Linked DNA regions of Homo sapiens: region 1 is linked to region 2. The links are chromatin loops, found by intact Hi-C in ENCODE. Cell type or tissue: PC-3. All regions are shown on one strand. Links, peaks and the distances in the headings refer to the core of each region. The heading gives the core; the rest is flanking DNA.

Evidence for each region. A loop is a pair of places that touch in the nucleus more often than their neighbours do. Peaks named below come from ENCODE experiments on the same cell type or tissue, not always from the same donor. Only the 100,000 strongest peaks of a DNase experiment are listed, where the experiment ranks them.
Region 1: it touches region 2 in a loop (6-fold over the local background); 1 of 110 quality-filtered maps calls a loop at or near these places.

Annotation. Positions count from the first base shown.
Region 1 is chr5:107,965,692-107,971,675 of GRCh38, forward strand. All of the region lies in intron 7 of FBXL17 (F-box and leucine rich repeat protein 17), which reads right to left. Among named protein-coding and RNA genes, the nearest start is that of EFNA5, 300 kb to the left of the region's middle. RefSeq lists an enhancer at 1-1,584. In PC-3, for the core only: no CTCF peak of the experiment used is centred there; DNase peaks (open chromatin) are centred at 2,990 and 3,490; H3K4me3 peaks cover 1,039 bases; H3K27ac peaks cover 2,296 bases.
Region 2 is chr5:107,803,882-107,809,865 of GRCh38, forward strand. No RefSeq gene overlaps it. Among named protein-coding and RNA genes, the nearest start is that of EFNA5, 140 kb to the left of the region's middle. RefSeq lists enhancers at 4,651-5,172, 5,173-5,695, 5,696-5,984. In PC-3, for the core only: no CTCF peak of the experiment used is centred there; a DNase peak (open chromatin) is centred at 3,030.

The DNA.
Region 1 (5,984 bases), core at 717-5,716, 160 kb after region 2:
TTCATAGGAAAAATTATACATGGAGGTATAGCCAGTTGAGGTTATAATGTTAGACACTCTGAATTAGGACCAATTTAGTGATCTTGAAATAGACATAGTCTAGTGTACAGATACATAATTACTGGAGGGAAAAATATGTTCCCAATACAAATATGAATTACACATAAAATATGATGACACCAATTAGCACTTCTTACAAATAGCTATTTTGGTGATATTTTTCCCCTTAGGGAAAAAAAATCAAGAGTCTAGTGACAGTTTTTTTTCTATAAAAGACGATATGATTGAATCTGACTAAAACAAACAAAAGGTAGAATGGGCTCTTAGAAATTTTCCCTGATTTTACACCTTGTAAATTTATTTTAATCATTTTAAAACCAGAGTATTACAGGCATAAAAATTAAACAATAATAAAAAGCCTGTTGAAAACTTTGGGGTATTTGCCCTATCCCTTCCCCTCCTCCTCTCCAGACACTACTTTCAACTCTTGCAAGCCATTGCGTTGGCTCTTCATCTCCATATTTTTAAATCAGAAATGGCTCAAAGGGATAAGCCCTGACTATCTGTATTTTGGAGTTACTCAGGGGAAGGGGCTGGGATATTACATTTAGTACCAGACTCTCACCCCTGTTTTCAGACTGATCTCACCCTCTTGAGACCCTGCAGTCTCCAAGCCCTGAGGCTCTCTAATTCAATCTTCCAAGAGCATCATTTCCTGCCAGGATGGAAGTGGTGAGGTCATTTGTCCAGTGACAGAGAATGTTTCGAGGAAGGAGAGATCAGGAGATCCAGTTGTAACTTACACATACTTTTCAAGCAATCCCTGTTTCCACTACCCACACCTTCACTACCTGGCTCCCAATTTCTCAGACCTTTCTGGGAGGTAAACTGGGTAGCTGCTCTTTGGTACTTTCAACCTGGAAGCATTTTTGTTCGACCTCACTTCTCTCACTAAATCCTTATCATTCCTTTACAAAATTTGTGTGGTAAAATGTATATAACAAAATTGGCCATGTTAACTGTTTTTAAGTGCACAATTCAGTGGCATCAATTACACTTACCTTATTGTACAACTATCACCACATCTAGTTCCCAAATTCCCCATCATTATGAACATTTTTTTATTCTTCCATCTGCTTTCCTGTTTTGCAGGTTGTGTTTTAGGAGTACGGTGATCTACTTTAATAATAATTGAAATGTGTGTTTCTTTTTTCCTTGTTTTGGGTAATTTTTCAAGAGAAGAATGCAGAAGTATCTTTATTCTGTCATCATAAAACCAAAGTACCATCTTCTCTTTTAAAGATGGGACAACTCTTGCCTGGAATGATTAAGTAACTTGATCTGGCTATCAATGTGAATCAGTGGCATGACAAGATTAAAACCCAATTTGCTTAATTATCTACCCAAGGTACCTTCCATCAACTACACTATTCATATCATTATTGGAGTCCTTGTGAGTTAGGATTTCAATTTTTTTTTCTTTTTTTGTACATCGTTTTAAATTGTGTATACCAAGGAGATTGAGAATGATGTTTCTGTAAATATTATTATAACACTAACTGTTGGACAGTTGCTCAGTAGGAAACTAGATCTACCTAATTCTTGTGGTGACAGTAAGTAGGAAATCGAAGATCAGAATCAAATCTCTAGAACTGCTTAGATGTGCAGGCATGGAAGAACTTGACCAATGTTGACAGCTAAGTTTATATACCCTTCTCCGAGAGCTGGCAGTCTATATTTTAGGACCCGTTTAAAACAACATTTTCACTCATAGGTGGGAACTGAACAATGAGAACACTTGGATACAGGAAGGGGAACATCACACACCAGGTCCTGTCATGAGGTGGGGGGAGGGGGGAGGGATAGCATTAGGAGATATACCTAATGTAAACAACAAGTTAATGGGTGCAGCACACCAACACGGTGCATGTATACATATGTAACAAACCTGCACATTATGCACATGTACCCTAGAACTTAAAGTATAATAAAAAAAAAAGAATAGGAAAAAAACAACATTTTCAATATTTTACCTAGTATGCATCCCAAATTAGATGTAAATTACAGCTTAAATATTTAATGATGTAATAGCAAAAAGGGTAAAAAAAATTTCTGTAATTGGATGCAGCTTTTTATGTTACAAATACTAACTTCCTATATTCCATGTATCATGTGGTCACCTACTTTAAGGTGGGACAAATAATTTTATCTAATGTTAGTTATTATCTGCTTCAATGATAAACTGGCTTTAACAGGGTGGTATTGAAAATAGCACATTATTTTTTCAGCTTAAAAAAGCTATTCCAGTTATACTAAGGTATAACGGACAAAACTGTACATATTTAAAGGTATAAATATGATGTTTTGATTATGTGTTAAGTTTTAAAACTAGACTTGATGTGAGTGTCACTGGCAGAAAGGAGGAGGAATAGAGTAACAAGGGCAACAGCATCAAAGAAACAGAAAACAATGCTCTCAGGTGGGTATCCTTGGAGTCCCTATTTTCAGATGAAGAGCTCTTTTTTTCAGAAAAGTTATGTAACTTGTCTAATATGACACAGCTATAAGTGATAGAGCTAGGATTTGAACACAGATCCAGTGCTCTCAACAACTAAGCTGTGTGTGCAGATTAAAGAGTTCCTGAAAATTCAAAAAAAGAAGTTTACTTATGTATATAAAGTAAACCGAGATGTAAGCATAAAATATTCTAGTACACTGATCATGGTGAGGGCAGGGCAATTTCTTCTCATTTGTAAAAGGCAATTTAGTCTCTTCTTTTAGAGTAGACACATCTGTTACTCTTGCTAAACCATTCATAAATATGGAAAACATGGGATGAGAAACACTAAACTATGCCCATGAAAATGTAGTTGAAAATTTTGTTCTTACTTTTAAGTGAATGTGATGAATCATTACAAAAACCTAATGAATCATAACAAAATTATTTTAATATAAAACTTAGTTTACATGCCAACAATTAGGTGAATAATCCAAAAATAAATAAAAATTGCCTCTGAATAAGCACTGAGAAGGAATGCCATATCAAATGCACTCTGTACTTTCTTTATAGGAAAGCCTTATGAACCTTGCTTGGAGTCTAGTGGCTCTTATTTTAGAAACAATTCTGATAAGCTAGTTTTTTTCCTTGTAGTATAAAGCACATCAAAGTAAGTAAACAGAAAGGATATACTGCTAAAAGTAGGAATACAAGAACACTAAAACATCAAAAATGGCCATGATGACCCCCCAAAAAAACCCAAGAAAGAAAGAACTCCCCAAAATTACCCAAGCATAACTTGGAGGTTGTCAAACCACAGCCTGCAGGCCAAATTCAACCTACTGCCTGTTTGATGACAAAGTTTTACTGGAAATCAGCCATGTTCATCACTTATATATTGTTTATGGCTGCCTTCCCAGTGCAATGACACAGTGGAGTGGCAGCAGCAGAGACTAGGTGGCCCGGAAAACTTAAAACATTTACTATCTGACCTTTTGCAGAAAAGGCTGTCAACACCGTGGTCTAGGTCATTGAAAGCATGGATAAATAGCTTTCCATACCGCATGGGGTACTGTGGACATGGCACATTTGACTCACACAGAAATTGTTCGTTTATGATTAGTACACTTTAGTATACACTCTTTAACAAATCTCTGAAAAATGCAATGCATTTTAGAAAAGTTTCCAGAAAAAATGACTCATTATTGTTTAATGGATACAGCCTAAACATTTCAATTAACCAGAAACCCATTTATATAGAACACCCAAATAAAGATATCTTTCTTCATATTTCAAAAAAAAACTATTTAGAAGTTGAAATCCCAAAATTATTCACTGGCAGAAGCAGGTGAACAAAGTTAAGTCAATTCAGATGCCCTTGTTAAAATATTTTTTCCCCTTAAGGTCAAAGTTTGTGTTCTTCTAATTTCCTTCAGGTGATCCACAGTCTCAGGACTGTAGAAGCCTCATGTTGCCTAAACTGAGCACACTGGAAACACTGATATTAGACAAGGGAATTGGCATTTTTCAAGAACTACGGCTGCAATTTAAACTACTGCTTGATCTTCCCCTAAAGCATACTAGAGAACCTAATTTCCATAAAACTTTCTAACCCAATTTGAACAGTATAATGTGGACAGTGGGGAATACATGGGTTTGATCAATTATGAATTTATATGATATGTTAGTAAGCTATTCAGGCATCATCTTACAATTCAGTATTTTGAACACTAATGCCATGCTACATAATTTTAAAATGATGCATTTCAGAAAAACCTCACTAGGGCATATTTGCATATTTAGAAATCTAATTAACCCAAGCATATCTTAAGGCTTTCAAAAGAGAACATACAATAACATTTTTGTCAGCTGAATGTTTGCTTCAGGCTATGTAAGGATTGTATCATCTGGTGTGTGTTAACCCTTCAGCTCCCCATTTTTTATGTAATGGCTGTTTAATTTGGGAGTTGGGCAGATAGAACTTTCCACTCCCTTTCTGGGCTGGAGACTCTAGGGCTCAGCATGAACAAGAGGACCTGTGATGGTTCTCTTTGTTACCAAACGCAAGTTCAAAACTCTCTTCTCTCCTGCCTTAGGTAATATAACTGAGAGCTGCACTACTTGCAGAAACACTTGAATTAGATGAAAAAAAATGACCACCACATTGCATATACAGCAAAACATCCCCTTATATATTTTCTGTGGGAAAAATATTTCAGAAAAAGGACAGGTGCCCACTGAGGGACACTACCCAACCCCACAGCTGCTACCGCTTCTGCCCTTAACTTTAATTTCGTCTAGTGCGGTTTTCTTCTATCCCTTAGGCCAGAATCTATGATCAAAGCCAAAAATAAGAGCAGAAAGAAAAGGCCTGTTCTTTAGACCTATCAACTCTACTAGAAGGCAAAACTTTGCTCCTGCATGCATGGCTCTCTCTGCGTGCCTGGTAGTAGAGGCTGATCATGGCCAAAGTCCCACTTTCCTGTGATTTTTCCTTTGAAACGTTGGCCATTTATCTTGCCAGAGTGGAAAAAGACCTGCTGCCCTTGTTACCACACCTCCCCAAGGATTGCTGTAGGTATGGAGGCTCTGACGGCAAGAAAAACTACCTGTGCTCCCACGGCCTTCACCTGTTTTGCCAAGTTCCCTGCAGGTGCTCCCCGTGTTAGAAAAGCCCAGAGAAAAATGTTGCTCTGGAAGAAATGGAAGTTGCTTATGTGAGCGTCAGTTAAGTAGAAAATTGGATTTATGTAAAATTATGATATGCCCGACAGAATCTAGACACAGTATGCTAGAAATTTCAGAAGTGAGGTAAAAAATTATAAACTTAATTTGCAACAATGTACAGTCAGTTCTTCTATAAAACATGTTTTGAAGTCACAAATTTATTCCAAAAGGATTGATATATGAGGGAACAATTTGAGCATAATGCAAATTACATTTGCTTACCGTTTCTTTCTGGAAAACACCAGTTCAACATGGAAAACTTCACCAGGCAGAACTGGGCTGGGGAGATGAAATTCACAAAGCACACACAAGCACACATCTTAAACTTCTACCAGCTATCTCATTCTGTGTTACGTATGAGCACACCCCTCCACATCTGCTGGTACATTTTTACATGGGATTTCAAATAGTTCTACTTCCAGCATGTCACCATAACCTTCTGATGCCAACTTCCACACGTAAACTTAAGGTCTTTTTCAAGGCGCACTGCCACATTGATTGTAGTATATATGTAGTTCTGTGGTATTAGCATGTATTTCTTAACCACTTAATACGTGTAAAACTATGCTATTTTTTATGAGGTCCCCATCCTTTAAAAATTGTATGTGTTCCTGATAAAGTTCTTGAGTGTTCGCCCCTGATTCTCTTTTCTCATAAGCTACAATTTGGTGCGTGGTGTGATGATTTTGTCACTTTATAACAGAACTGACCGTAAATTAGGTTTCATTGTTTTATTAAAGAGCAAACAAAGGGCAGAGGA
Region 2 (5,984 bases), core at 433-5,432:
TGTTCTGGTGTTTATAGAGATGCCTGTCTATACAAGAAGAGTTGTCTGTTTGTAATTAGCAATTTCCCAAAAGCACCCCTGGTTTTTATCTGGCAGTCTCTGGATTAAGCCAGAGGTTGCTTGCATCAGCTTTTATGCTTAAGAATTGAGGATGCCAGTTGGATATAGACTATCAACTTTTACAAAAGAGATTAGGGAAGAAAAGCTTATTTTAATGTATTCTTTATACTCTACAAAGTACTTTCATAGGTCATGTCTCACTTAATCCTTATAAAAATCCTCTGAGTCCTTTCTACATTTTACCAATGAAGAAGTTACAGTGATGTGTCCTAGGGTTGCCATCTGAGAAGCAATTGAGTTAGGACACATCCTCACTTCTGCACTGCTGTCTGTCTTTACCAATCACAAAGGCACAAAGTCTGGCTGCATCCTTTCATACATACATGATGAAACATACATGATTATTTCATATGAGTGCCAAACCCAATCCTAGCCATCCCTTCCAACTCACAGCCCCACAGTGAATGCCCCCTTCTTAAACTACTTTGTGTCATGGATTTCATATGTACGTGTCTATTTTCTCCAATTAGATGGTAAGTCCTCACAGACAGTTTTACATTCCTTCCACTCTCCCCAAAACCTTAGAACAACACTTTATAAATACCAGGAACACAGTGAGCATGCGCTCAACATTAAAAGACTATTAAATAAGAACTTTGCCTTCTTGGAGATCTATACATACCAAATAGAGTGAGATAAATTTTAGTTTCCTATTGCTGTAACAAGTGACCACAAAATTACTGGCTTAAAACAACACAAATTTATTCTACAGTTCTGGAGGTCAGAGTCTGAAAGGGTTTCATGGGACTAAAATCAAGACATTGGCAGGATTACATTCCTTATGGAGGCTCTAGGGAATAATACCTTTCTTTTCCTTTTCTAGCTTCTAGAGGCTGCCCACATCCTCTGCTTTGTAGCCTCCTTCCTCCATCTTCAAAGCCAGCAACAGAGGGTGAGACTTGACATTGCATCACTCTGACCTTCTCTTCTGCCTTTTTCTTTTGCTTTTAATGACCCTGTGATTACATTGGGCCTACCTGGATAATCCACGATAAATTCAGCTGATTAGCAATCTTTTTTTTTTTTTTTTTTTGAGATGGGGTCTCGCTCTGTCTCCAAGGCTGGAGTGCAGTGGCGCAATCTCAGCTCACTGCAACCTCTGCCTTGAGCAATCTTAATTACATCTGCAACCTTCACTCCTCTTTACTATGTAACATAACAGATCTCCAGGTGTCTTCGTCCACTTGCATTGCTAGAAAGGAATGCCTGAGACTAGGTCATTTATAAAGAAAAGAGGTTCATTTGGCTCACAGTTCTGTGGGCTGTACAAGAAGCATAGTGTCAACATCTGCTTCTGGCAGGACCTTAGGAAGCTTACAATTACGCAGAATAGGAAGGAGGAGTTGGCATATCACATGGCAAGAGCGGGAGCAAGAGAAAGGGGGAGGTGCCTGGCTCTTTTTAACAATCAGCCATTGTGTGAACTAATAGAGCAAGAACTCACTGATTACCTCGGGGAGGGCAGCACGCCATTCATGAGGTATCCTTCCCCACGACACAAATGCATCCCACTAGGCCCACCTCCAACATTGGGGGTCACATTTCAACATGAGAATTGAAGGGAACAAATATCCAAATTATATGAACAGGTTTCAGGGATTAGTAAGAGGACACCTTGGGGGGAGGGGCTTATTTTGTCTTCCACAGTGAAACAGAGAGTAAAAGTGAAAAAAGGGACACAGAAATTTGTAAAATTCACATTAACATTATTCACCAAAAGCACCTGCCACCACTACCTACTATTTGAGCACTATGAGAGATCTGAGTCTGTGTTCAGGGCCTTATATAGCTTTTGGGTATATAATCCACACATCAATCTAGTAGCATTAGTATTAGCCCCATTTTCAGATTAGCAGAGGCAAAGAGAAATTATGTAACTTGCTTACGATTCATAGAAGTGCTAAGTAACAGATCCAGGACGGTGCAGTCCTCTTCATACTGCCTGGCCCCGCCTCCTGGAGCCCATCTGAACTCCACTCTGCTGGCTGCCATGGTGTTGCATTTTCATAGGTCCTCTTTTCTGTAACTCTCAGTCCAGATCCTGCTTAACTAGATAAAGAGAGTTAGGGTAAAATGAGACCTGGCAAAACCCTCCAGCAGGTAATTCTTAGGGGATTTGTTTTTCCTCTTATTCTTGTTGTTCAAGGAGACAGATGATAATTAAAATGTCAGAGCCCTTCATGCTTCCCTGATCAAGATAACTACTTTGCCACAGGTGATAGAAAGAAAAGGAGGAAAATGTGTGCTCTCGGGGGTGGGGGGTAGGTAATGATTCTGATAAGGGGCAAAGCTGGGGAAACTGAGCCCCCTCAGCTCAAGAGAGAGCTCATTGCAGCTCCAGCTGCACCAGGGCGAATGCTCACCCACAGGCTCTTCAGGGAGCTTCCCACCTCATCCCTCCTCCCCAAACCTCCATCCCTACCAGCTCTCTGGGAACCTATTCCCAGAGGATCCATCCAACAGCTTGCTAATTCTATCCAATCTCTCCAATTCAGTTAATTCCCAGTTTCAGTAACAGAAGCAGCAGCTGTCACGATCAGCAGCTGTGTTCTTTGTCTCTATAGTTCTACCTCTCCCCCCTTCCCTCACCAAGTTAACAGAGTGGATCGCACACAACTTTCTAGGGGAGAAAGACAATAAACGTCCTCGATAGATTGAGAGAAGAAAGGAGGAATGAATTTGTATGAGCATGAAAGTGTCAGGTGGACTGGAGACAATGGAGAAAATTCTTCCCCAATCTCCAAGTCCCAATTTAACATTAAACAACCTCCTCAACAGCCATGTGCTCTCTAGAAGTTAATTCTTCTCAGACTCATGATGGCAGAGAACTAGTTTTTTAAATTCCAATCTGTTGTGGACTTAGTTTACAGTTCTACTCTGGATGACTAGTGTGTAAACTCACACCACATATGACTCACCCTCAAGTGCAACAATACCTGGATTGGCCTACCCCTTGCTCCAGAGCCACATGCGTGGATGTCAGGGGAATGTCAAGTTACTGGAAAAGTTTTACACATTTTTATTTTTGTATTTATCTCAATTGACTAAGTAGCACTGTCCCAGAGGCTCATTGAGAAAGTGTGATTAGCACAAAGATTTAAGGTATGTGAACCTTGTGAATTTTTGGAGGAAAAGTATTTTAGGCAGAGGAAACAGCTAGAACAAGGGCAAGAGCCAGGGTGGCTGGATCTCAGGGAGTGAGGGGATAATTAAAGATAAAATCTCACCCGTAAGAGAGGGCAGTAAGTCATGTTGGGCCCTGTAAGACTGTTAAAGATTTTGCCGTTTTTTCCCTCTGAGTAAAATGGGGTGCATTGTAGGGTTTTGAGCAGAGTGGCAGGATCTAGTTACAGCATTAGGGGGCCAAGGATAGAGGCAGGGAGACCCATCAGCTGCTGCAGTCATTTGGGCAAGAGATAAGAGAGGTTCAGGCCAGGATATCAATGCTGGAGGATGTACAAGAGGTCCCAAACCGGGTCTATTTTGAAGATAGAGGATGGATAGGGTTTAAGAGAAAGAGAGCAGTCAGGGATAGTGCCATGGTTTTGGCCTGAGCAACAAAAAGGGTGGAGTTGTCAGTGCTGAGCTGGGGAATGCAGCACGTGAGGGAATATGAGGAGTTTAATTTTTGACACAGTGAGATTGAAATATCCAATAGACCTCCAAACAGAGATGATAGATGCAGAGCGGCAGTTGGATATACAAGTCTGGAGTGTGGGAGAGACGTCTGGGCTGGAAATATAAATGAGACTGTTGTCAGTATTTAAAGCCATAGGATTCAGTGAGATCACCAAGGGAGTAAATTTAGAGAAGAGGGCACGCTAAAATGAAGAGATCAGGGAGAAAAGGAAGAACCAGCGAGGGGAAGGTAGGATGGAAACCAAGGAAGTGTGGTGCCCTGATAGCCAAGAGAAGAATGTGTGTGAAGCAGGGATTCAGGTGAATTCCCTAGCTTCACTTTCTGCATCAGCTAAATGGGAATATTAATTCTTCATGTGAGGTTGCTGTGAGGATTATAAATGAGTTAACCCATTTAATAAATACATACTAAGTGTAGTGATTGTACTAGGTACTTGAATTTGAGTAGCATACAATTCTCTACCTTAAATAGGAGGTTACAAATTTGCAAAACATCTAAGCCCAGTGCCTGACCCCAGAAGGGGCTCAATAGATACTTTTTTGCTAGAATAAATAATTGCCTCTGTGTGGCCTGTATAGATCCACACTCTCCTCTGCTTCTTGAGACCAATTAAAATATTTAGTGCTCATTAGTTGGAATGGATAAGCAAGGGAATCTTTCCTTTCCCCACCACTCCAACCATTTCATGCTAATGCTCTGTTGCTCCATAGAATGTGTGGATTTCTTCCTTGGTTAGGGAATATGAAGGGTCCACTTGGGAACTTAGTAACGAGGCTTACCTGGTCTAATCTGAGAGCCTTCAGGGCCTGAGGCCACCCTGGGGAAGCCAGCAGCCCAATCACACCACATACACAACTGTCCCAACTCTCCCAGCGTTGAGGTGAAATAAGGCAAAGAGCAGTTTCCAGAAGGGGAAAGAAATCAAGGAAGGGCAGCCTCAAGTGTGCAGCCTGGAGGCCAGGCCCACTGCTTTCCCTGTGGCCCATGGACAGGATTTAGTGTTCATTGCATGTGTGCTCCCAGAGTGTGCACATGGGTTTATGTAAGTAGGTAAGACTTACTGTTTTATTTTCCCACAAGCCAACCAGACACCTCCTTCACCTGGTTCACTTTGAGTCTTCCAGCAGCCCAGGGCTTGGAACAGTGCCGCCTCCTCCTCCCTTCCCCACTTTTTCTCCAATCCTCCTGTCTACAGGCTAGGTCTGACACCAGAGCTACAGAGCCGGGTAACCAAGGTAACCAAAAGCCCTGGAGTCCAGGGGGCCTCCCTAAGGACCGCCCAAATGCCACAGGCTCCATGCAGTCAGGTGGAGCAGCTCTCCCTGCTGTGTCCTCTCTCCCCCGACATTGCCCCGCCCATCTGGGCTGCTGCTGAGGGAGGCTCCTCGGGGCCTGCTGTTTTCTTCATGACTATGGGTGACACGGCACAGGTGGTCCAGTTTCTCTCACAGTGCCTTTGCTTTGATCTACAAAAATCTGCTGAGTTTCTTTTGGGCCTTGTCATGTTAACAAAAACAAATGTAATAATATGCACTTGAAAAGGCTCGCATGTCTTGATATTTTAATAAGCTTTTGATTCTACAGGGACCTCTGAGGCTTTAAAAGTTTAAAGTTAATAAAGAGAGTAAAAGAAAAAAATATGAATTGTTTTTAATTATTATTATGCAGGATTAACCAAGCCAGTTGTGTATAATTAGACAGTAGCTACCTTGCAACGTAGAGGCAGTAAATAGGCCCACAGGGGGGCTGCCAGAAGGCTGAGGTGTTTACAAGGCACTGGAGATGTTTTCACCAAGCACATAATCCCTGTTGCAGTTACTATTGCTTTTATAATGGATGTGTTCATTACAACCAGAGACTAATATGTGTATCCATCATCTTTCTAGCACAGATGACTCCAAAGTGGGGGATGGCAGTGAAGATTGTACGATATACTTTGGTGGTAAAATCATTAAGAGAGCCCATTTGTATGCAGCTTTTTTTGTGTGTGGTTTTATTTTTGTTGCCATTGCTGGGAGGAATTTTAAGAAGTTAAATAAACAATTGCCAAAGGAGTGATGATTAAGATATTGCTAAGAAAGTTTTGTTTCTTTTAATACCTCCAGCAGTGAAAGCAATGAGCCAGGAGTTCCAGGGCTTTGTTATGAACCAGCGTGTGATCTTAGGGAATTCATTCACTAATTCAACATTTATTGAGTGCTACCATATGCCAGGCATTGTCCTA